2 separate regions of the Homo sapiens genome follow, and region 2 is linked to region 1. A link is an interaction called in ENCODE POLR2A ChIA-PET data of the cell type or tissue named here. Cell type or tissue: A673. All regions are shown on one strand. Links, peaks and the distances in the headings refer to the core of each region. The heading gives the core; the rest is flanking DNA. Region 1 overlaps ZC3H18 (zinc finger CCCH-type containing 18). Region 2 overlaps ANKRD11 (ankyrin repeat domain containing 11).

Region 1 (12,192 bases), core at 4,804-7,303:
CTCATTTTGCCAGATTGCCAAAAACGGGAGGCACTTAACACCCAGCTTAGCTGAGCAGTCTAGCCTTGTGGAGTGGAGTTATGGCCTGTCTTTCTCTGCAGAGTGGAGTGTGGGATTTGGGGCAGGGCCGTGTGGGACCAAGCAGGATGGAAGTCCTGCTGCTTCAGGCCAGGAAAGTAGGGACAAGGTTTGTTTTCCATTTTGCTAAAGGCTGTCAATCTGTATTCTCTCTTTTGCAGAACCGTGGGTACCGATGGATGTGGCCGAGAGCCCTGAACGGGATCCTCACTCTCCAGAGGATGAAGAGCAGCCACAGGGACTCTCGGACGATGACATTCTGAGGGACAGCGGGTCCGATCAGGATTTGGACGGGGCGGGGGTGAGGGCTTCTGATCTGGAGGATGAGGAAAGTGCAGCCAGGGGGCCGAGCCAGGAGGAGGAAGATAATCACTCCGACGAGGAGGACCGGGCAAGTGAGCCTAAATCCCAAGACCAGGACTCAGAGGTGAATGAGCTGAGCCGGGGCCCGACCAGCTCCCCCTGCGAGGAGGAGGGGGACGAAGGGGAGGAAGACCGGACAAGCGACCTTAGGGATGAGGCCTCCTCAGTCACCAGGGAGCTGGATGAGCATGAGCTAGACTACGATGAGGAGGTTCCTGAGGAGCCAGCTCCCGCCGTCCAGGAGGACGAGGCTGAGAAAGCGGGGGCTGAGGATGATGAGGAGAAAGGCGAAGGCACTCCCAGGGAGGAGGGGAAGGCTGGTGTTCAGAGTGTGGGAGAAAAGGAATCCCTGGAGGCTGCCAAGGAGAAAAAGAAAGAGGACGATGATGGAGAAATCGATGATGGGGAAATAGACGTGAGTATGATGGAGCAGAGCGTCGCGGGGCATCCTGCCCAGCAGCCTGACATAGACTGGTGCTGGAAAGGAGGGACTCTGTGTGGGACTGACTTAGTGATTTGTTACTAGGGATGGTGCAGGAGAATGAGAGGCTTGTTTTGGGTTCAGTCCCATAGTGATTGGAGAGAAAGAGCCAGAAATCGAGAATGAGCAGAGGCAGCTCCAGAAGCTGCCAGCAGGGTTTCCGTGGCCCTCGGCCGGCCAGCTGGTGGGATTGTTTGGGTTGTAGTGAAAGGTCCAGCGCCCAGTGTTTTTAGGTTCTAGGAATGAAGGGTTAATGTCTGTCCTTGTCTTTGCCGTCTTCAAGTGATACTCAAGTTAACACTCAACCAGAAACCACGTGGGTTTCCACTCTTGTCAGGTTTTTGGACTGAAAAGAATGAGGAAATTTTCCATCTGGTTTTGGATGTTTTAGGCATTTTTATGCTGGTCCTAGAGCCTGACCTCTGGAGAGGGCACCAGCTGGGCCAGGCCTCTTTGGACATATCCCTGAAAAGACTGTGGTGGGCACCTCAACTTCTGACAAAGCCAGCACACTTTTTTGTACATTAAATTAATGTGGCCTTCAGGTTGAGGGGAAGGTAGTACTATCTATGATCCTAGGTATGGGTAGGTGGGGTTTTCTTAGCAGTTGATGCCGTTGGAAAAACTATGAGTGTTTCGGGAGAAACACCCCAAAGTCCTCCTGAGTGATACTTGCCGGAGCTATTGAACTCAAAGGAGGTGAGCAAGGGACAGAGCAGTTGAACTGAACTGGGTTTTTGTTGTTTTTTTTTTGAAAGATCCTGGGGAAGGGGATTGTGCTTATGGGGAGTCATTGCGGTGAAGAGTGTCTGCCGAGAGTATCTCTCTGATGTCATGCTCTGGGTTGAGGCAGGTAAAGGCTGCCAGTTAGATGTGTAACCGCCGGTTTGCCTTGAATGCCATGCTCCTTTTTTTTGAGAGAGAGAGTCTACCCTGTAACCCAGGCTGGAGTGCAGTGGCGCCATCTCAGCTCACTACAGCCTCTACCCCCAGGTTCAGGCAATTATCCTGCCTCAGCCTCCTGAGTAGCTGGGATTACAGGCGCCCGCCACCACTGGCTAATTTTTGTATTTTTCGTAGAGATGAGGTGTCGCCCTGTTGGCCAGGCTTGTTTCAAACTCCTGACCTCAGGTGATCCGGCCGTCTCAGCCTCCCACAGTGCTGGGATCACAGGCGTGAGGCACCACGCCCGGCGGGTGCCATGCTTCTCCAGTAGCATGCTGGCGTGCGTGCTCTCAATGCACGTTTGGATATGACTTTCCGGCCATCGCTGCTCTCTGTGGCACTGCTCAGTAATTTATAGGGTTTGAAGTATTGCTCATGTGACTTTACGGGACGTGTGTGCACCTGCAAGCTGAGAATTTTAGATGTTTCATCTTTCCGCAGCGAAGTGTAGGAAGTGGTCTCCTCAGCTAGTGCTTTTTGCAAGAGGAGACCTACCCCAGGGCTGGCAGAGGGAAAGGAGAGACGGTGAGATTCAGGTTCATCAGCTGGGGGAGCTGGTTGGGTTGAGGATGCCCATGAGACTGAGTTTTTGTGTCCTGGGGGTAACAGCCCTGTCTGCACCACCACTGGGAGTGCAGCAGGTCCTGCACCCAGGGCTCTGGCGTGCTCTAGTTCCTCTTAAGAGGACTGGCTGCAGACCCTCAAGTCTTGGGGGAGATTCATCAGACGGATCAAGGGTCCCCATAGTGGTCCTGAAAGGCCATGTCTGTGGAGCATACTGTGAGTTCTCAGTGCCGCACCATGGGCGCGGGCGGTGCGGTAGATGGGTCCAGCTGCTCTGGAGAATGGCCCTGGCTGCCAAGGGCCTGGACATGCTGGTTTCCCCTAGACACAGCACATGGAAGAAAAACCCCATTTGCCATTTTTGCCTACCTAGACCTTGCCTGCCCTGCCTGGCACCGTCTTGTGAGGGGACCCACAGTTGAAAACGGAGTGCTGCTGTGGAAACCCCAGCACAGCTCCCTTGGCAAACGGGGAGGCAGGTTTCTTCCACCGCACAGACTGCCTCCAGCGCCCCACATCCCCCATAGGTCTGTGCTCCTGGACACCAGCACAGGTGGACCTTGCTGTGCCACATGCTGAGTGTGACTGGGCAGGGCGGAGCAGAGCCCGCTCCTGCTGTGGGGGCAGCAGGCCTTTAACCAAGGTGGGCAGTGCTGTGAATGGTGGGTTCAGCCTCTACAAGAGCACATTTGACTTCAGGCCCCTGGGTTGCTTGCCCCAGGAGCCCCCGTGGTCTCCTCTTGTTCCCACGCCCAGCAGCGTTTCAGGCTCCTCCATCCTTTATGTGTCAACCTCAGCATTTGCGTAGGCTGTTTCTCTGTTGCCTCTGCCTCTCTGTCGTGACACAGGTTCATCTGTGTGTGTGTGTGTGTGTGTGTGTGTGTGTGTGTGTGTGTGTGTGTGTGTGTATATGTATATGTCTCTGCCTGCTGCTTCCCCTATTCCCAAGAACATGTTTCCTAAGACTGGGGGCTACCTGGCTGGTTCCCCTATCTCCCTGGGGCCTGGCACATAGTGGGCAGCCAGTCAGTAGAGGAATCCTACTTGCCCGGGGCACATTGAAGGTGAGAACCTTTGTAATGTGAAGTGGCAGTGAGTGGAAGGTCCACGCTCAAGAGCCAGTCACAGATGGAAGGGAGTTCACGTGAGCAGCATCAGCCCTCCACCCTTGTGGGAAGGACCCAGCAGAGGTACGCGCCACGCCATCCTGTGCATGAAGAGCTGCCGCTCCGGCTGCTTCCAGCTTTTTCCTCCTCTCAGGCCCAGTTCCAAGCCTGTCGTCCACTCTTGCATCTCTGCCGTATCTCCACCAAGCCCACCTCCTGTGCCTGCCTCTTTCTCAGAGGCCCTGCTGCATTCCTGCCCCGCGCCCTGCTCCCTGTCTCTAGCTGGGTTTCTCTGATGGACTGGGAGCCCTGGGGTGCGCCGGGTCCGTGAGCAGTCAGCTTCCCACCAGGCCTTTCGCCCGGTCCCCTTTCCTTTCAGTCCCTGGAAAGCAGCCTCTGCGTGTGGTGCAAAGTGTCCGTTCTAGAAGACATTTTTCTCGTTGCTTTCAAGTAGAGCCCTGGTGTCACGTCTACTACCCAGATGTTTCTCTGTGGAAGAATTACTCTCTTTGGCCTGTACCTTCGCAAATGGATGTTTCTGAGGCCTCATAGCATTCCAGGTCCCAGCAGGGTCTTACCGGCCCAGTCAGGAGAGGGACTGATTCGCCTAGAGGCTTTCCCTGCATGCCTGCAGCCTCGTGGCCTACCCCTTGGCACCCTGGTCTACTGGATACCTGGAAGGATTGAATGGCAAAGTCTAGAGAGCCGTTTGATTTGGCATTCTTTTCTCTTTTTCTTAGTTTTGATTTTTAATTTTTGTTGCTTTTAATTTAAAAAACAGATGGGGTCTCACTATGTTGCCCAGGCTGGTCTTGAACTCTTGGCCTCAAGTGATCCTCCTACCTGGGCCTCCCAAAGTGCCAAGCCACTGTCCCTGGCCTGATTTATCATTCTTTTTCAGAAGCGCTTTCTCTTCTCTCAGGGCACATGTCCCTTTTAGATTTTGGGTCACTGGGACAGGTGAACTGATTATGGGGTACACTTTCCTTGATCGGGACATCAATTTGTACAATAAGCCCTTGAAATTGTTTAAACCACATAGCTTGTGCCTAAGGCCTTGAATCTGTGTTTGGTATGCTGCCAGAACACCCCCTGATGCAAGTATCTTCTGGAAGTGCCGCTGGCCTGCGTGGTGGGGTGGAAAGTTTCCGTACAGGGCTGGGACCAGCAGTTTGCAGCACCTGGCTCATTTGTGGTGTGGGTGAGGGCGTCCCTGACACCAGCTGACCTTCAGTCACCGGTCTCTTACCTGTTCAGGAAGCGGCATGGAAGAGAGCTGGGTGCAGCAGGCCTTGTTTTTATGCTCCTGCCGTCCAAAGAGTGCGTGGAGCCCACCCTGACCCACTCATGCCATGTGGCAGCCTCTCCTTTCTCCTGCACGTCTAGTCTCTCCCCAGAACCACCTTTCCTGCTGGGAGATGACAAGCTCCTTCCAGCCTGGCGAGGCTCTGATTTGCCGTTACAGTTGAGAGGCCTGGCCTGGGTCTGTCTGCCCGCTCTTTTGCTCACTCCATGTTCCGTGTTTATATCTGACTTGACATTTGATTAGCAGGCCTTCCGTCACCTGGAGCACACTGGCCCTTGGAAAGGATAGGGTTCCCATTTTGTTCCATTCTCCTCTTATTGAGGACCTCCTACATTTGTAGGGTGGCCTCCTAGTCAGCCAGCAGCGCAGTGGGCCCTGTCCTGAGTGGGTGGGCCACATGACTCCTGTCATAATTGGTAGCTCTCAGTCCACCTTTTGGAACATTTTCTTTGCACATGGTCTTTAATATTTTCTCCTGTTTAAATCCACCTTTCCTTTTTCTTTTCTTTTTTTTTTTTTTTTTTTTTTTGAGATGGAGTCTTGCTCTGTTGCCCAGGCCAGAGTGCAGTGGTGCGATCTTGGCTCACTGCAACCTCTGCCTCCCGGGTTCAAGCGATTCTCCTGCCTTAGCCTCCCGATTAGCTGGGATTACAGGCATCCGCCACCACGGCCAGCTGATTTTTGTATTTTTAGTAGAAATGGGTTTCACCATCTTGGCCAGGCTGGTCTTGACCTCCTGACCTCGTGATCCACCCGCCTTTTATGTCTGGATCCATGAGCTCTTCTGCAGAAGATTCTTCAGCGAGCCTCATGGCTGTGGGTTTCCACTTCAAGTGGGGTTCTCTTCCGTGTCACTGATAAGGTGCCAAGTGCGCCCATTCTATTGCCAAAGCCCAGGAAGCAGCGGCCTGTACCACACTTGGAAAAAGGGCCCCGTAGCATCAGTAGTAGGCTCAGAGACCTTCTGTGCCCCTTAGCGTGGTTAGTGTTCCACATAGCCACATGAAAAAGCGCAGGCCACCGTCCTTACAGCTCTGAGGCCTCAGAAGCTCTGAGAACTGAAACCTTTTCCTCACCTGGTGGCAGACCTGGCCCAAGCTGGCGTGAGGCTGCTCATAGCCTCCTGCCTCCCCTCTTGTGGGAGGGTCCCCGAGACCTCTGCACAGGATTGCTGTGTACCTCGCAGGCTACCGTTTTAGACCCTGTGTTGTCACCTTTCTGAAGCCAGAATATTTCTGAATTCTCAAGACACCTGGCCCCACAGGTTTCAGTTAAGGAATGATAGACCCGTATTTTCACCCACATCCTGCAGACAAGATGCCCAGGATTCAGGAGGTTGTGGTTGGCCTGAGTGGCCGTGCCAGGTTGGGCCCGGGGCCCGGCTGCTCGGCTTCCTCTGGCACAGCAGCTCCACGCAGTGGCCCCCTTTCCTTATCTGCATCTGCCTTTGTACAGAAGCTCCAGTGTGAAATAACTTTTTTCTTGTTGTGTAAGTAATACATGTTCACAGTGTTCTTTCTATTTAAGAAAGGAAAAGAAAAGGCTGCACAAAGAAGAAAGCGAAAATCCCCTGTGTCATTGCTCTGAGTTAGTCCTGTTTAGCACGTTACCAGTGAGGCGTTTCCTTTGAAATGGAGGACTCAGGCGCGCTTGCTGAGCACTTGCTGCTCATGTTTTAAGCACGGTGCAGCATTTTCCTTCAGCCCACATCACCCTGCTCTGGGGCACTTGCCCCGTGGTGCAAAGGGGAAGGCGAGCTTTGCAGATCAGGTGACTTTTGCAGATCAGGTGACCTGTCCACACTCACAGTCATGACAGCCTGGACCCAGGATTTGAACCTGGGCCTTTTCCCCCACTGCATGTGAATTTTATAAAGGCTCTTAAAATTGGAGTAGATGATGCCCTCAGCCTGGTGTCCTTTATCCACGTGTGTATTTCCCCTGTGGTGAGAAAGCACCAGCAGGAGTGTGCCAGCGTGGAGACCCGGCTTCAGATGGGTGCACTGAGGCCTGTGTGTCTCCTCACACTCACCCTCAGTGTCCACGTCAACTTGGCCTGTCCCAGGTGGTGTGTGTTGAGAGCCCCACGGGCACCATCCGTTTTTAGGCCAATTTGTAGCTAGCTGGTCCACTCAGGCCCCTCCTTGTCCTCTGCTTCCTACTCTCTGTGGCTCGGGTCACATGAGCAGAAGGCCATCGGCGTGAGGGAAACCAGGAGACCCGGAGTTCCTGCGTGGCAGACACTTAGTGTGACAATCTCAGATGACTTCAGCTCTGGGTCCCTGTCTTGAGTTGTCTTTGCATGATATTCTAAAATTTAAGAACTTGTTTTAATTATCCATTATTTAGTGATTTGTTTATTTATTTTGGGAGGTTAAATATTTTGTTATTTACACATATAAAGTAAGAATAAAAATTGGGCACGGAGGCTGGGCGTGGTGGCTCACACCTGTAATCCTAGCACTTTGGGAGGCCAAGGCGGGCAGATCACCTGAGGTCAGGAGTTCAAGACCAGCCTGGCCAACATGGCAAAACCCCGTCTCTACTAAAAATAACAAAATTAGCCAGGCGTGATGTCGGGCACCTGTAATCCCAGCTACTCAGGAGGCTGAGGCAAGAGAATTGCTTGAACCCGGGAGGCAGAGGTTGCAGTGAACCGAGATCGTGCCACTGCACTCCAGCCTGGGCGACAGAGCAGGACTCTGTCTCCAAAAAAAAAAAAAAAGCATGGTAATCATCCATTATTTAAAAGACCATTGTGCTAAATGGTGGTTAGTTGAAAATTCACAATATTATATTGCTGAGTGATTGGTGGATTATTTTTGTTTGTTTGATTTTTTAACTGAAAGGGGCCATAAGCCCAGCACACCAATATGTACAGCCCCTGGTCCTTGCGGGTGTAGAGGCTGGGTGACTGGGGTCAGTGTGTAGGTGCTAGTCTGTGTTCTTTGGGTTGAAATGATGTCTCGCACCTTCAGTATGCAACTCTGGTCTGTTTACCGATCACCTTTAGTAGCTACAGGGTCCTCCCTCCAATCTTAAGGTGGTTACATTGTTCTCCTTTTTTGCTTCTGTGAATGTTGGTGGTTACATCTTTGCAGAAACAATGCTACATCTGATCTAGTTTGTTTCCTATTCATCCTGATGCGGGAAAAACCCTTCTCACCACCTCATCTCCTACACGCTCACTTCCAAGTAAGGCAGGAAGATTGGAATGGATTCGAACTTTCCAAATGAGTTTTGTTTTTCTCATGGGAACAAAGAATGTGTTCTCCACTTAGATTTGAGCTTACATAGAATACCACGTTGAGATTTTAGTGTGGTGCTCATTACTGTAAGAATAGTAGTAAAAAGAAGACACAAACTAAAAGACCAGAGAAGAGAGACATCCTGTCACTTGGCATAAATTAAACATGCCTTCTCTGATCATTTCTTTTTTTAATTTGTTATGTTTGATCATTTCTTTAAAAAGTGATTCTGCTGGATTACTTAAGGGATATAACTCTCAGGAATCTGTTCTTTTCCTTATAAAATACTTTTTAATAACCAGATATCTTTGAGGCAAAAAATGATGCAAATATTTAAGCTGTGAAAGTTTAGGTTGTCGTAAATCCAGGGTTTGGTTTCAGCATTTTTTCATTCAACAGATAATTACGGACTGTTTACTGTGAGCCAGATGCTGCCTGGGCCCAGCAACTTGGCGATGGGCCTGCCCTGGCAGACGTGGGCCTGCCCTGGTGGGGCACAGGGTTCAGCCAGGCAGGTGGTGGTGTCGTCAACACAAGGGTGCTCAGGTGTGGCTGCAACACCTGCAGGGCTTGGGGCTGCAAGGACCTGTCGTAGGGGGAGCTCAGGGAAGGCCACCCCAAGGAAGGGGACTCAAGCTTCCATCTGAAAGTAAGTTGAATAATCAGGAAGAGGAGAGGGAAGAACGCGGTCAGGCCTGGAACTGGAAAAGGGCGCTTCACACTGTGAAGCGAGACTGGAGGAGTTGAGGAGGGAATGAGAGAGGTCAGTTAGAAAGTGGTTTTACCAGGCTGGGTGTGATGGGCAGTGGTGCAGATTGCAGGAGATGGGGAGGGGGATCAAGAGGGGCCACATGGGACCGGTGAGATTGGTTACGCTAGGGCTGGCTGGAAGAGGCCGGGATCAGGCTGACGAGTACTTCCATCTTGGATGGTCCTGTGTCAGGGATGTCAGGTGGGCAGCTGGTGCCCACGTGGGCTGGGGTGGTGTAAGGAGGGGTCTCAGCTGCACGTCCGTGGGAACAGGCCCTGGGACAGTGGGTGGCTTGGGGAGAGCACCAAGCAAGGGTCAGGTTTGGCTGTGCACCCGAGTCCCTGTGGGTGAGGCCCAGCTTAGAGCTCCTGGGTTGTTCTAAGACTTGACAGTCAGGGTGAGGAGCTGGTTGAGGATGAGCCTCAAGGCGGGCCACTCCCAACTGCTGGCATCACTGCCCTGAGGCACCCAACTCCTCCCCTCCCCAAGAATTGTAAATTAGAGGATGTTTGTGTTTAAGGGACATAAAATATTTTGTTCTCCATATTTTATTTAAATGTTAAAAGTTTTAAAACCCCGAAGTGTTACTATTTCCTGCCCAGAGTTGATAGTTAAGAGAAATGTCACGAAAGCCCACTCTGTAAATTGCCCTGTGTGCTGCACAGTGCTTCTCCCTGGTGCTGTGGCGGGATGCTTAGAGCTGCCGGGCACGCTCTGATCATCCCTGCTATGTAGATCTGGGACCTAAGATTTGGAAAATTGACGTGAATTCAATTCCTGTGACAATATCCAGGTTCCACACGCAGCTTCCTGCCCCTTCTGGTTTGGAGAAAGCAGTGCTGATTGATAGATGCCTCCCCCACGCTAAGACGGTGTTCTCTGTTTCAGGATGATGACCTGGAAGAAGGTGAAGTGAAGGACCCCAGTGACAGGAAGGTGAGGCCTCGTCCCACCTGCCGGTTCTTCATGAAAGGTAATTGTCTGCGTGTGAGGCCTTCTCGCAGCCAGCTGGGGCCCCACCTTCTGGGGCTGTGGTGCTGGCTCACCTTGCCAGGCCCTGCTCTGCTCAAGGCAGTTCTCTGGGCATTACTGGCTAGGTGGTGGTGGTGGTGGTGGTGGTGGTGGTGGCAATATTGATGGTAAACAATAGGCCCTTTTATTGGTGCTTTTATCACTTTAATGACTGCCTTGGTGGGAGCAGCCTGGTCATTCTCATTCTCACACTGGTGGTCCCAGGCCCTTCCGATCGCAGCAGACCCATAACTATAATGCAGATGGCATCAGTCATTTTTCAAAGTGGTCCTTTTCATAAGGCCGAATGTTCTAGACACCAGAATTAGCATTTTCCCCACCTCTGTAGAGATGGCCGCTTTTCCTGCAAGATGTGTCCGAAGCGTTTGTTCGTGTGGAATGGATTTCGAAATGGCCAGAGATGGCCGCTGAAGGCAGCAGGGCTCTCTCCTGTAGAAGGAATGGTGTGAGTTCAGGAGCTGCAGCAGGGGACAGTGTAAGAAAGTGTCAGAAAAGTCTGGGCTGACCCATTTTAAAATGTGGCAGAACTCTAGCCTGATGATGTTAGGGCTTTTTGTTTCGCTGCTTAATGTCTTGGGGGATTCGGAAATGGAAATGAGAATTTCCAACTTGTAAGGGTATCTTTGATGTGCAGCAGTAGTTTTGGCATATTTCTTGTAATTCAGCGTTCCCCTTGGAAAGGTAGGAAGGTGTTTTTCTCTTTTCTCTTAATTTTGCTGTAAGCCCATAGATGACTGTCACTGCCAGCCTGTGTGTGCCATCTAAAGCTCACAAGAGCTTCCTGTACTTCTTTTCCAGATGTTGTGACACCATTATCCACTCTTCTTCCACCAATATCCAATTCCATACCATTCAGAGGCCAGGTTAAAGGTACAAAATACGCTATATTCACTCTCTTCAGTACCTTAAAGTCCCCCTACTCCAGAGGCCAGACTTCCTTCTCCTGGATCCAGAACACAGCTGTGAAGCCAGAAGGAAAGGGGGTCTTTGAGGGGCAGAGAGCTGTTCGGAACCTCCTCCTTAGAGGCACGTGAGCCAGTCGAGCATCGGGGACAGGCAGGACACACCCTTGGGGTGTGGCGGAGTCCCATCATTCAGAGGCAGGCTGTGCTCTTAGAGCAGCCGGGAACGCCCCTGTGCAAGAGATGACCTGATGATGTGGGGCTCATGGGAACCCCGGGTTAGGCTCGCTCCTGTGGGTGTGTGCTTGCTTGGTTTTGCCAAGCAAAAACAGTTGACGTGCCCAAGTCACACGTGCATGTGAGGGGCCCCTACTGGGGAGAGCCTGTGAGGGCAGCAGACTTAGAGCCGTAGATTGTCACAGACACACCTAAGAATGCAGAGAAATGTGCGGTACGTTTTGGAAAAGCTTTGGTATTCACAGTGTCAGTATTTAAAGAAATTGGAATTTAAGCAGAAGACCTCTTTTCCATAATAGTGTGGGAATTAACAACATCAGTGTCTCAAATTTCTGTATGAAAGTGATGGAGAACAATCTGTACACATGTACGTGTACACATTTGCAGTCATTTTGAATCAGCACCCATCACAGTGCAGTGCTCTGGTCTCTGGGTGGCAGTGTGACTGGGAAGCTTGACCGGCCAGTCGGCGTTGGCCTGATGGTTCCAACTGCAGGAGGCTGCAGCATCCACCAGGGCAGGGAGACTCTGGACCAGGAGCCCAGGGCTCACTGCTGAGCTAATTCCAGAATTTAACAACAGAAGCACAAAACAGACAGAGAGATGGTTACTGGAACTCTTCATTCCCTTCATTGGGAGATGCCTGGATGAACACAGACAGGATCCTGTCTCCTTGCACATCACGTGGGTTGGTCAGAATTGGAAGGTGGTGCCCCCAAAGTTAGACTAAGTACTGAGTTTGGGTTTCAGCAAGTGAGACCATGTGGAAGGGTTTCTACAGTCAAGAAAGGAGTTTGAGACCAGCCTGGGCAACATAGTGAGACCTTGTCTCTACAAAAAATGAAAACTTAGCAGGGTTTGGTGGCACGCATGTGTAGTCCCAGCTACGTGGGGGGTGGGGGCTGACAGGGGCAGATCACTTGAGCCTGGGAAGTTGAGGCTGCAGTTGTGCCATGATCGTGCCACTGTACTCCAGCCTGGGCGACAGTGAGACTCAGTCTCTTGAAAAAAAAAAAGTCAGAAGCTAGATAAGGCAGCATTTTTGCGGCTTAATCAGGTGTTATCAATAACTCATTTCAGAAGTGTTTTTATTCTGTAGAGTGAGGTGATACGGTACAGAGGAAGTGGCTGATTCTTACCGTTTTCTAGATCATGTCTTCTGCTGCTGCTTTGTTATGAG
Region 2 (12,192 bases), core at 6,306-8,805, 790 kb after region 1:
GAGAATGCCGCTCTGAGGGCAGTGGGACTGCCAGCAAAGGACACAGGCTCAGGGAGACCTTCCACTCCTGCTGAAACACCAATCAGTAGAAGATCACCACCCAGAAATATCACTTTCAAGCTTAAGGATCACAAGTTACAAAGATAAATGTCTCTAAGGACTAAGGGAGAAGTACAAAGTAAAAAGATTTAAGCTTGGGAAAATTAACCCTAAACATTTAAAAACAAAACAAACAAAAAAAATCCGCACTCTAGATAAGACCTTCAAAACAGCATGCCTGTCAGAGGGACAGTAAAGGTCAGACGGGGCAGCAATGGGGTATGAGCTGGCACAGCCTTGCAACACCCTGGATGGGCGGCCAGGGGCTTGTGAGAGTGGCTCCAGGCAGGAGGACCCTGAATTTATGGGAGGGGGCAAGACTAACCCTCAAGTGCTCCTCAGATACGTTTCATTAAATGCACTGAAAGTTTTGTAAAAGATGCAAGTTTCAACATGAGATACAATTATTTACCCAATCTGACATGTGGCTTAACAAATGTGAGTGGATTAGGGGATTTTTGTTTTATTCTTCTGAAATACCAACTGCCTTCTTCTTCCCCTTCTGAAACAACCACTGGACAAACTGAACGGCACATATGCTTTTCGGGATCTCAGCGTAAGCAGCTCCCACTGCTAGGGATGAAGAGTGCTCCTCTGTCTGCCTGAGTGAAACCTCACGACACCTTGCACAGCCCGCAGTCCTTGCTGACTGGAAGCAGAACCAAAACCTGAGCTGGAGAGAGTGCACGAAAGTTCCATCTAGACCCAAACCTAAATTGCACAGCTACAGAATGAAGTGAACAGCACTGAAGCCGGAAGGGACAAGACTCAATCCCACGTGACTGAACCCATGTGTCCAGCACCAGAGATACTGGGCGGAGCACACATCTCAGCTGTGTAAAAAGTAGAAGTTCCTCTTCAAAGACTTTCCTCCCCATCTAATTAAAAATAAATAGTAACTTCTCTTAAAAGCAACATTTATTCAAAGACCTGTGCTGACATTCCTAAATATCTGCTAGCCTTAATAAAGAAATCAATGTACTTTATGTTCTTAGCTCCCACAATTTAGCCTAAGTATCTGCCCTGGCATGCTTATACTGGTCGAAGCAAGCATTAGGTCACGGCCTGTTCCTCTTCCTTAGTTGAAGGTGTTTTTACCTTTCTCAGCATTCCACAAATTACTTCCTCCTTCCTTTGTTCTCCTCTGCCTTTGCCTCTTTTAAAAAGTTCTAAGTTGCTAGCCAATCGGGACAAATACAGAATGTGAGGTCCCGTTCCAGCCAATGGAAACCGGACACAGCAGTTGGTATAAAAAAACCGGACACAGCGTCAGGTTATAAATGACCCTGGTCTCCTTTATCCGGTGTACTCTCGTGGCAAAACTGCTGGCGAGTGTACCCTTTCTGCAGAAGGTATAAAAAATGGCCTTGCTGAGGAAATTAAATTTACGTTCAAGTGCTATTTCTTTACGGCACCAGGGCACAAGCATTTCAAACAGCTGGGAACACGCCTATCCCTGTTAAAAAAAATATACGATGTTTCCAGATAAAAGAATTCTGATCAGAAATAGGTAAGTTTTCATTTAAAATTTTTTCCTATACTCTGCCTTCTGAAGCAGTCTCTAAATTCACCCTGTATTTGACGGTGCATGCGAATTTGTTATTTATGCTTAAATGCCAGCCAAGGAGTAAGATTCAGTCTGCATTAGGAGATATACCTAATGCTAAATGACGAGTTAATGGGTGCAGCACACCAACATGGCACATGTATACATATGTAACAAACCTGCACGTTGTGCACATGTACCCTAAAAGTATAATAATAATAAAATTAAAAAAAAAAAAGATTCAGTCTTGCAAAGTTTTGAAATCTCTCAAGGGGGAAAAAAAACCTTACATAGTTCACAATTCTGAGTCCAGAATCTAGGAGAAACCACCAAAACTTTCTTTGCATTCTGTCAAATTCAAACGCACTCTGTGTGCCAAGCCTCACTCACTTTATGTCCACCAAGCACCACACGCTGCTTCCCGTGTATGTGGCCCAGGCCCCTGTGAAACAAACACACTCTCTGTGGTAGACTGGAAGAACACGGGCCTGCAGGTTCCAGTCAGGAAGTGGAGTGCTAGCCCTATGCGGTGACTCATGCCTGGAGCACAGCACTTCAGGAGGCTGCGGCAAGGAGGACTGACTGAGGCAAAAAGTTCGAGACCAGCCTGGCCATCGTGGCAAAACCCTGTCTCTACAAAAAAGAAAAAAAAAATTACCCAGGTATGATGGCATACATGCCTGCAGTCCCAGCAACTCAGGAGCCTGAGCAGGAGGACAGCTTGAGCCCGGGAGTTGGAGGGTGTGGTGAGCTATCATTGTGCCATGCCACTGCATTCCTGCCCAGCCGACCAAGTGACACGCTGATTTAAAACACACACACACACACACTCAATGGAAGGCAAAAGAAAAGGAAGAAAAAAAAGACATGGAGCCTTTCTTTCCAGCCCTGGAGCCTGGGTGTACCCCAGACTTGCTGGGCCCACGAGGACCCTGCCACTTCCACCTGTGCCCTCAGGCAACATGTGGGGGCCCACACAGACTGAAGTATGAAATGGATTCAGCCCCCATCAGCCTAATGCAGCTTCATGAGTGATCCCAGGTATGACCAGCAGAAAACCACCAGGCAACACAAGAATTAAGAGAACTCATAAATCATTATTTTCTTAAGACACCATGTATTGTCTTACACCGCAATAGGTAACTGAAACACATCCTACTCACGGTAAGAACAAGCTGAAATATGGAAAGTTGTTTGAGATGCTACTTAAACACAGATTTAACTCCAGAGCAGAGCCTTTCCATGTATTTTTCTTAACCTATTCGCCCTCAAAACAGCGCTGAGCACAGCAGTCAGACCCTAAAGCAGAGGTGTCCAATCTTTTGACCTCCCTGGGCCACACTGGAAGAAGAACTGGCTTGGGCCACACATAAAATACACCAATGCTAACAACAGCTGATAAGCTTAGAAAAAAATCTCATAACGTTTACAAATTTGTGTTGGGCCACATTCAAAGCTGCCATGGGCCGCGGGCTGGACAAGCTTGCCCTATCTCACACTGTTCCCTGTCAGACTGTAAACACTACTCAGAATCACACAATCTCATCTCGGCTCCAAGTGGAAGCTTGCTCAGCACCACGGCCAACCTGATCCCACTGCAGATGTTCCAACAGCCTGGCACGCAGATGGCCCAGGGAAAAGCCTCATCGAATGCTGAATACCTGTGAGATCATTTCTTACAAAGCCAAATGAACAACACTATGTTAATTTTCAAATTTTGGCATGGAAATCACATTCTAAGACGCTTCCCAAGCTTTCTGGAGGATGCTATGAATTCTGTTTTATAGGTAACAAGTCTGGAAGCCAAAATAATCAAGATTTAATAAAATGGCCTCAAAAGTGACAAGACTCTCCTTCCCTTATGACAGACCATGTTTGCTTTCCTTTTTACTAGATGATTAACTCAATTCTTTCAACAATCCTGTCCAGTGATGACTATCTTGTTGGCTGGTCAGAAGGGGAAGTTCCAGAGCTGGTTTTTGTAGAAAACCTCAGATTCTTTCAATCCCAGGCCATCTTATCACGTAGTCTAAACCCTTGTGTCATCACCTCCTGACGTTTCCATCAGCAGAGGCAGAGCTCTCACCTTAAAGAGCATGAGGCCAAATCACTGGCTGCAAAGCACAGAACACAGACATCCTTGGCCACACAAGAGTGAGAGCCACTGAGCCCAACCAGGGTGCAGGGGAGCCTCCCAGATGAGAGGCCTGTGCTTGGTCCCACAGGGTGCAGCCTTACCGTGCTGCTGAGACACTCTGCCCAAGAAATGGCTCCAGGATTTTCTGAAACTCGCTTTCAAAATATTTCCAAGCTCTTATGTCTTGTGTATGCCTTAATAATTGAAAAAGAGGTATGTTCACTCAAGAAAGGGAAGAGCAGTAAGCCAAGTAGGGGGCCTTTTACCGCAATTCTTCCTGGGCAGTGTCTGTGGAAGGTGGTCTCTCCGCAGAAACCCAACGTTTTTTTTAACTTTGTTTTAGGTTCGGGTTGCAGGTTTGTTACGTAGGTAAACTTGTGTCATCAGGGTTTGTTGAACAGACTATTTCATCACCCAGGTGTTAAGCCCAGTACCCAACAGTTATTTTTTCTGTTCCTCTCCCTCCTCCACCCCCAACCCTCAAGCAGACCCCAGTGTCTGCTGGTCCCTCTCTGTGTCCACGTGTTCTCATCATTTCGTTCCCATTCATAAGTGACAACACGCAGTATTTGGTTTTCTGTCCCTGCATTGGTTTGTTAAGGATAAGGGCCTCCAGGCTCTATCCATGTTCCACAAAAGACATGATCTGATCACTTGAACCTGGAAGGTGGAGGTTGCAGTGAGCTAAAATGGCGCCACTGCACTCTAGCCTGGGTGACAAAGTGAGACTCCATCTCAAAAAAAAAAAAAAAAAAAAAAGACATGATCTCATTCTTTTTCATGGCTGCACAGTATTCCACGGTGTATATGCACCACATTTTCTTTATCCAATCCGTCACTGATAGATGCTCATGTGGATTCCATGTCTTCTTCTGTGAATGGTGCTGCAATGGACATTCGCCCGCATGTGTCTTTATGGTAGAATGGTTTCTATTCCTCTGGGTATATACCCAGTAATGAGACTGCTGGGTCAAATGGTAGTTCTGGTTTTAGCTCTTAGAGGAATCGCCATACTGCTTTCCACAGGGTTGAACTAATTTACACTCCTGCCAACAGTGTATAAGTGCTCCCTTTAATCCACAGACTCGCCAGCATCTGTTATTTTTTAACCTTTTCGTAACAGCCATGCTGACTGGTGTGAGATGGTGTCTCGCTGTGAGAAACCCAGTTTTCACGATCAGCTGGTTTCCACTCGCTGAAATCAGCAGACTCTTGTTGAAAAGGCTGCCATCTTGCCTTGGCTAACCCGAGCTGTTTCCTGTATCTGTCATGAGGGTGCTGAGACATGTCTAGACAGAGGTGCGGCACAGTCAACTGGACACCATCCATGACTTGGCCCTAACAAAGCAGCTCTCTTGAATGTGTGCTATGGGTACACCAAGTCCCACTTCCGGGGGCACCCAGGGCAGGGGTCAGCAAAGGCTTTCTGGAAGGGTCCAGATGACACACACTTTGGGCTTTGCAAGCCACTCACGGCCTCTGTCACATCATCCTGTTGCTGCTGTGAACGACCCTTTAAGAATGTGAAGACCATCCTTCGCAATCTGGTTGTACAAAGACAGACCCACAGGCTGGATTAGGTCCGCTGATTGTGGTTTGCCAGCCCCTGGCCTGGAGCTTTGCCAGTGTGCAGGCTGGATGCCCAGCCACGGCTCCTTCTGCTAGGACGACCTCTCCTCTATGACAGACTCCAAGATGCCACCCCGAGACTCACCGGATACTCACTACCTCAACTCTCCACCCCGCACCCATCGGTGAGGAAGAGCAGGCACCTCAGGGGGACAGTCCATACATCCCCCTTCGTGTTTCCCATCGAAACACAACAGTCCACTCCACGTGGGAGTTCAGCGTTCTCTCAGGGGTGGGTAGAGCGCCGCTCCAGACTCCTGCCGCAGGGGCCAGTGCTGGCCCAGCAGTACCGGGAGCCCCTCCTCCTGAGCACAGTGGCGGCGCCCAGAGCGGCAGACCTCCCACCACTGCTTCCACTGGGGAAAGGCCGGGGATGCTCAACGCAACCTTAGCCGGCAACTCAGGGGAGAGACGCTCTCAAACGACCGGGAGTCTCAGGGGAGCGACGCTCTCAAACAACCCGGAGTGTACAGCTGCCATGGTCACCCACGCTCCCTCTTAGGCCACGGCACACACCAGTCCCTGCCGCCTGCTCCCCTCTACCCTGTTCCTGACCCGTCCCTCCTCAGCCTGACAAGTCCACATTGCTTGGGGGCCTCTATAAATCCTCCATGGCACAAAACCTCCCTTGACCAGGAAAGCTCCCAAAGGCTCCAAGCAGCAACAGCTGCAGGTTTTTTGCAGATTGGTGAGTACAGCTCCACGCATCCCATCCTGACTACCCCCAGCGGCTGCATGTCCACCTGCTGCTGCCTCTTGCAAACTATGACTTGTTCAAAAGCAGGTGGGGAGCCTGGGCAACATGGCGAAACCCTGTCTCTACAAAAAACAAAAATCAGTCAGGCACGGTGGTGTGCTTGTGGTACCGGCTACTCCAGAGGCTGAGGTGGGAGGATCACTTGAGCCCAGGAGGTCAAGTCTGCAGTGAGCCATGACTGCACCACTGCACTCCAGTGTGGGTGACAGAACAAGACTCACTCTCTCAAAACAAAAAACAAAAAAAGAAATTGTCCTTGCAACCAACTGCTGTGCTCCGTTTATCTGAAAACCCTGTTTATCTGATTTCTAGTCCTGTTCACAGTGCTCACTACGCTACTCATTGGTTTAAAAAATAAGTCCTACATCAAACCAGATTCCAACAATTCCAACATACTCTGTCCACTCTTAACATGTTTTCGAGCTTTTTTTTTTTGATACAGATTCTTGCTCTGTTGCCCAGGCCAGACTGCAGTGGCACAATCTCGGCTCACTGCAACCTCCGCCTCCCAGGTTACAAGCGATTCTCCTGCCATAGCCTCCTGAATAGCTGGGATTACAGGTGCCTGCTGCCGTGCCTGGCTAATTTTTGTGTTTTTTTTTTTTTTTTTTTTTTTTTTTTTTTAGTAGAGATGGGGTTTCACCATCTTGGCCAGGCTGGTCTCGAACTCCTGACCTCGTGATCCACCTGCCTCGGCCTCCGAAGTGCTGGGATTACAGGCATGAGCCACCGCGCCCAGCCCAGAGCTTCTTTTGTGCAGCATTTTCTCTTGCTCTCAATTTAATTTCTTGCTCTAAGGGAAAAGACAGCAATAAAAACACGCAGCTCTTAAAAAAAAAAAAAAAAGGGCTGGGTGCCATGGCTCACATCTGTAATCCCAACATTTTGGGAGGCTGAAGTGCTATAATTGCTTCAGCCCAGGAGCTCAAGACCAGCCTAGGCAACACAGTGAGACCAGTTTCTAAAAAAATACAAAAATTAGTCAGGTGTGGTGGTGCACGCCTGTGGTTTCAGCTACTCCAGAGGCAGGCGGGATCGCTTGAGCCAGGAGGTTGACGCCACAGTGAGTCCTGACCAAGCCACTGCACTCAAATCTAGGGGAGGAGAAAGACTCTGTTTCCAAAAATTTAAAAAATGGGCACACAGAACAAAGAGGCAGTGGGACTCTAAGAGAAGGTCTTCGTGCTCGCCTGGAGGGAACAAGGGTTGCATAGAGACTTGGGAGTCAACCAAGATGTAAGCAGCAGACTGAGAGACCCCCCACTGGCACCCATTCCTCCACAGCAAGCCCACAGCTGCCCTACAATGATCACATCACTACCAAGCTCTGGCCTGACAATCTACCCTAGAAAGGACCAACCACACCAGATCACAGCATAAGCACCCCAAACCCAAGAAGTTTTCCCAAGAGAGAATATGAAACAATAATCTTCAAAGGGCTGGTCTCCAAACAAAAGGCAGTGCAGCGACCTACACCTAGGTACGCCCGAGAAATGCCCACACGTCTCCACGACACTCGCAGGTCTGTGTTCACAGCAGCGCTGCAAAGGGCCAAACAGAGACCATTCAGGTGTCCATCAGCTGATGGGTGCATGACCCGCATGACCCTGCCACAGGGAGGGCTGTGCTCTGATGCCTGCTGCAGCAAGGGTGCGCCTCCACGGCACCAAGCTCTGCCGCAGCATGGGTGCGCCGCAACAGCACAAAGCTCTGCCGTATCAGACACAAAGGCCCACAGATTGTCCTTCACATGAACGTCTGGAATAGGCAGATAAATCCACAGACAGAAAACAAGACTAGTGGTTGCCAGGGTGGAAAGAGGATCCTGGAAAGGGAGGGGGTGCGGTCACAGAAGGACAACCAGGGGGGTCCTTGTGGTGACGCAAGGGTTTTAAGGTCCCGACTGTGGGACACAGGCATCTGCATCTGTGATCAACTGTACAGAACTCAATACCCTTTCCAAGTAAGGGTGAAACAGCTGTCTAAGACCAGAGGGTTTCATCAATGCCGATATACACCCTAGGGGTGATACTGTTCAGTGTGCAAAATGCCACCACTGGGGAAGCTTGGCAATGTGTACAAGGGACTGCTCCCTGTTCTTTCTTACATCTCATGTCATCTATGGTTATCTCAGAAGAAAACAAACAAAAACCAAACACGGGGGGCCCAGCCCACCTCAAACCCCAGCTGCAGGATGGAAGCTCAGAGAGGCTGGGGGCCTGGCCCCTTCAGGAAGAGCCAGGCCAAGACCATCCAGTAACGAGAACGCAAACCTTCTGGCTTCAGAGCTCTCACTGAGGAAGAATCTCAGGCATGGCAGGAAGAAGACACACTGCTGTTCAACTGGAAAAGGATCAGACTCAGTAAAATGCTCTTTGCATTCTTCCCCACGCCCCTCCCTGCCCTGGAGCTGGGGTGGAGCTGCTTCTTCTCAGGACTCAGGCGAGGGGAGCCCATGTCCAGGGGTGGCCAGCCTGCACTTTAGTGTGGGCCTGTGCCCAACTATGTGGCAGCTCTGAGGATGAGAAGATGTTTCTGGAAGGAGCTGTGAGCCACAGTGCAGTCCAGAAGGGGAGACAGGCGTGCCCGGTACCTGCCCCAGCCACACCCTGGGCCCAGTTAGGATCCTACAGGATCCTGAGCCCTCCTGCCGTTATCCAGGGCAAAGATGGCAAATGGCTCCTGCAAGATGACACCCAGGGCCTTGAGGCAAATTCCCCCAACCAAGCAAAGAGAAGACCAGAGGCTGGAGCACACCTCCTGCTGATGGAAACAGCCCAGCAGCGACCACAGGGCCTTCCAGGCAGCTCAGCGTCACCGCACACATTTGACAAATGACCGACTGAAGCCTAGGACGCCCAGGTGAGCTCAGCATCCTCCCCTGACCTGCACCCACCTGGCCTTGTTCCTCCACGGCAGGACCCGAGAGCAGAAGGGAGCTTTCATCACGGTGACTGCTGTGCTGGGAAAGGTTTCCATGATGCTGGTCAGAGGCAGCCGAAGATGGCAGCAACCTCCCTGCTGATGTCAGCCCCAGACGACCCCCAGGCCGGCTCCTGAGTGCTCAGTACAGCAGCCTCTCAAAAGGCCAAGCCTCCATTCACCCCACGGCACTCAACACACCCAAGAACAGAACCCTGCAGGCGCCACGAGACGCCCAAGAACCAAGCCCTGCGGACACCACGAGACAACCCTAGGGCTCCGTCCCTTGCTTGAGCTCTCCTAGTTGAGAAAAATGTGTTTGGCAATGTTATAGCTGCCCCGTCTCATGACGAAGGGGACTTGTTCAGGTGAGAAACGTTCAACTGCGCGCTCGCTTACTGAAAACCGCCGAGGGGGAAGACGGGACGAGCGTCTTGACTTTCAGGGTGCACGTAAGTGGCTGGTCCCACCAAGGAAGTGCCAGAAAAAGATGCAACGACTCTCACTACCTCCCAACACTTTCGCAAATACTCACTGAAGAAAGGCCACCTACACAGAGAGGCAGGTTCAGCATGACACCACTAGGCAATTCTCACAGAACAGAAACAAATAAAGAATAAGAAAGAGATGACAGACAAGCACCGCCAGTGTCCATTCTACCATTTGGTGTCGTTTTATGTCATTTAAATCAAGTCATTCCCTGCACAGACAGGTGTCCAGCTGCTCGGTGCATGGAGGCCAGAGCCACAGAAGGGGCCGCTGACGCCAGCAGCTTCTCTCTGGTGCCCAGGCTATGTGGTCTGTAGTCTGTGCACCACCCACAGATGAGTTCTCTCAAGGACCAGCTCAGATTCCGCCATGCTGCAGGAAGGTCCAGGCAGGCGCCGCTCCCCACATTCAAGGGTGCTGTGCACTCCCTGCCCACATGACGACACCCAAGGAGGGGTGTGGAGGGCGATGCAGACTCCCCCCTGCACCCCCTCAGGATGACTAGATGGATATGAGAGGTGGTCTCGGGTGTGGAGGGCGATGCGGACTCCCTCCTGCACCCCCTCAGGATGACGGAGAGGAGAGGTGGTCTCCATCAAGGCCACGCCCTCTGCCCAGGCCAGCAATGTCCATCATGTTCCTGAGCAAACCGAGCTCTTCCACAGGAGGAAAGGGAGGTAGACCTGGTGACCGTGTGACTCCACTGGCATCAAGAGGAACTCTACTGACTGGCCTGTTACAGAACAGGAGGCTGCTCCATAGAAATCAGCTGGAAGAAAGAACCCACAGAGGCTCTAAAGATGGGACCGGTTTGTCACGGGCCAAGAACATGGTGAAGCCAGGACTGAGCACTCACACTGAAACCAGTGGGTCCCCAGGTGGACTGAGGAACCACAAGGACCACCACGGCGGGCACCCGGCCCTCGCATGCACACACGGGCAACTTTACAACCTGGCCTGGGAAGAAGGACCGGCGCCCACTCCCAGGAGGAAAAGCAGCGGCAGCGCACGGCAAGATGGATCCTGACACTCAGAGCTGGGGAAAGAGCCACACGTCCTCCTGCAGCCCGAGCCTCTCACTGAGATTAAGAGGGGCTCTGGGGCAGGCGGAGGCGGCGGCAGCGCCCAGCGACGGATGCGGCCACCACTGCAGGGCCTGCCGCCGGTGTGGAGAGCCCGAGTCACGGAGCCCCATGCTGCCCCTCACAGCACGGACGGGGTCGACAAGGCAGTGGCAGGCGGAGTGAGAGGCGGCTCAGGGCACCAGCTGCCCACTGAGTCACTGTGAGAAGAGCGAAGGCCAAGGCTTGGGAAGGTTTCCAGCTGACAGAGACGCCACTGAAACATGAGCTGATAAAACAAGATGATGTTGGAGATTTACTAAAATACTAACATTAAGATATTAATACTAAAAATTAAAATACTGAAATTAAAAAATGTTTAAAGAAAGAAAAAAATTTTTTTGAAAACATGAACAAGTGCAAGGAGGAGATGGATCAACCCGAGCTGGTCAAATGCTAGTAAACGCTGAGCCCGGGGACCCAGGACACTGTTCTCTCAGATTTTGTGACTGAAGATATTCCCCACGCAAAGTTAAACAAATGTTGAGAGTCAGAAAGCCACCCTGTGGCAGGGACTCACTGAAAGTTACTTCCTACAGCTCCTGCACCACCCGTTCATCAGTGGTCCCCGTTTACGGACCCCGGAAGCTCCCGGGTGACCCAGTCCACCTCAGAGAGTATCACCCACAGAATGCAAGCTGACTGGTGTGTGCCTGCCTACCTACATACACCCCGAGGAAGGCACAGCACCCACAGTACGTGCGTTCACTGCAAGGAAAGAATCTTCCAGTCACCGTTCCTCTGTCCCCATTGTCGCTGTCATAAAGAACTCTTCTCCCGCTGCATATCACCGGGGTTCAAATAAAGCCCTTCTGAGGGATGCCCTGTGGGAATGACAGAAGCAATGGAAAAGGCCTTCACAGATCATCCAATGCAACTGGAAAACTAAGACGTTTACCCAAGATTGTGAAGCAATTTAATAGCTGAACTTGAACAAAAACACCTATTTCCAAAATTATCCCCAGATAAGTGGTAAGGCTGTGGTAAGCGGCAGCATCCAACACAGCAACACCGGACCCCTGGCTAGAATAACCCACACAGTGATACAGATGCGCAGGAAGCTCAATTCCAAAACACACGCCTTCCACCGGGGGCAACCCCAACAGGGAGCCAGGCCACCCTCTCCAGCCACGCCAGCACCGCCGTCCACCCAGCTGCTCCTTCGAGCCGTGCACGGCCTGAGTCACAGGAAAAGCCCAGTTCTGCTGAGTGGACGGCTGCAAGGGGAGGCTAAATATGGCTCATAGCAGTACCAGACACCAGCGATTCGAGAGAAAACATCGGCATGTGACTGAGGCTGACGTCGGAAGTTCACATTCCCACGAGCTGCTTTACTTCACGAAATGAAAACATCATGTAACTCTCGCTGATGCATAAGGAAGACCTGCAGAAACGCTGCAGACACAACCCCACGCGGGAGGCATGCACACGACACCCCTCCCACACCTACCTGGGATCCCCCAAGAACCCAGCACCCAGGGACACCTGACAG

The links. ChIA-PET counts read pairs that join two places held together with the same protein. Peaks named below come from ENCODE experiments on the same cell type or tissue, not always from the same donor. Only the 100,000 strongest peaks of a DNase experiment are listed, where the experiment ranks them.
Region 2: POLR2A ChIA-PET joins it to region 1 with 5 read pairs; 2 of 35 experiments call an interaction of 5 or more read pairs at or near these places.

Annotation. Positions count from the first base shown.
Region 1 is chr16:88,576,871-88,589,062 of GRCh38, forward strand. ZC3H18 (zinc finger CCCH-type containing 18) reads left to right here. Exons shown (of 18, transcript NM_144604.4): 2 at 240-856; 3 at 9,730-9,814. The coding sequence starts at 254. Among named protein-coding and RNA genes, the nearest start is that of ZC3H18, 13 kb to the left of the region's middle. In A673, for the core only: no CTCF peak of the experiment used is centred there; no DNase peak of the experiment used is centred there.
Region 2 is chr16:89,361,611-89,373,802 of GRCh38, forward strand. All of the region lies in intron 2 of ANKRD11 (ankyrin repeat domain containing 11), which reads right to left. All of the region lies in intron 1 of LOC128462377, which reads right to left. Among named protein-coding and RNA genes, the nearest start is that of ANKRD11, 120 kb to the right of the region's middle. RefSeq lists enhancers at 1-639, 1-112, 623-692, 7,295-8,282, 8,283-9,270 and 2 more. In A673, for the core only: no CTCF peak of the experiment used is centred there; no DNase peak of the experiment used is centred there; H3K27ac peaks cover 773 bases.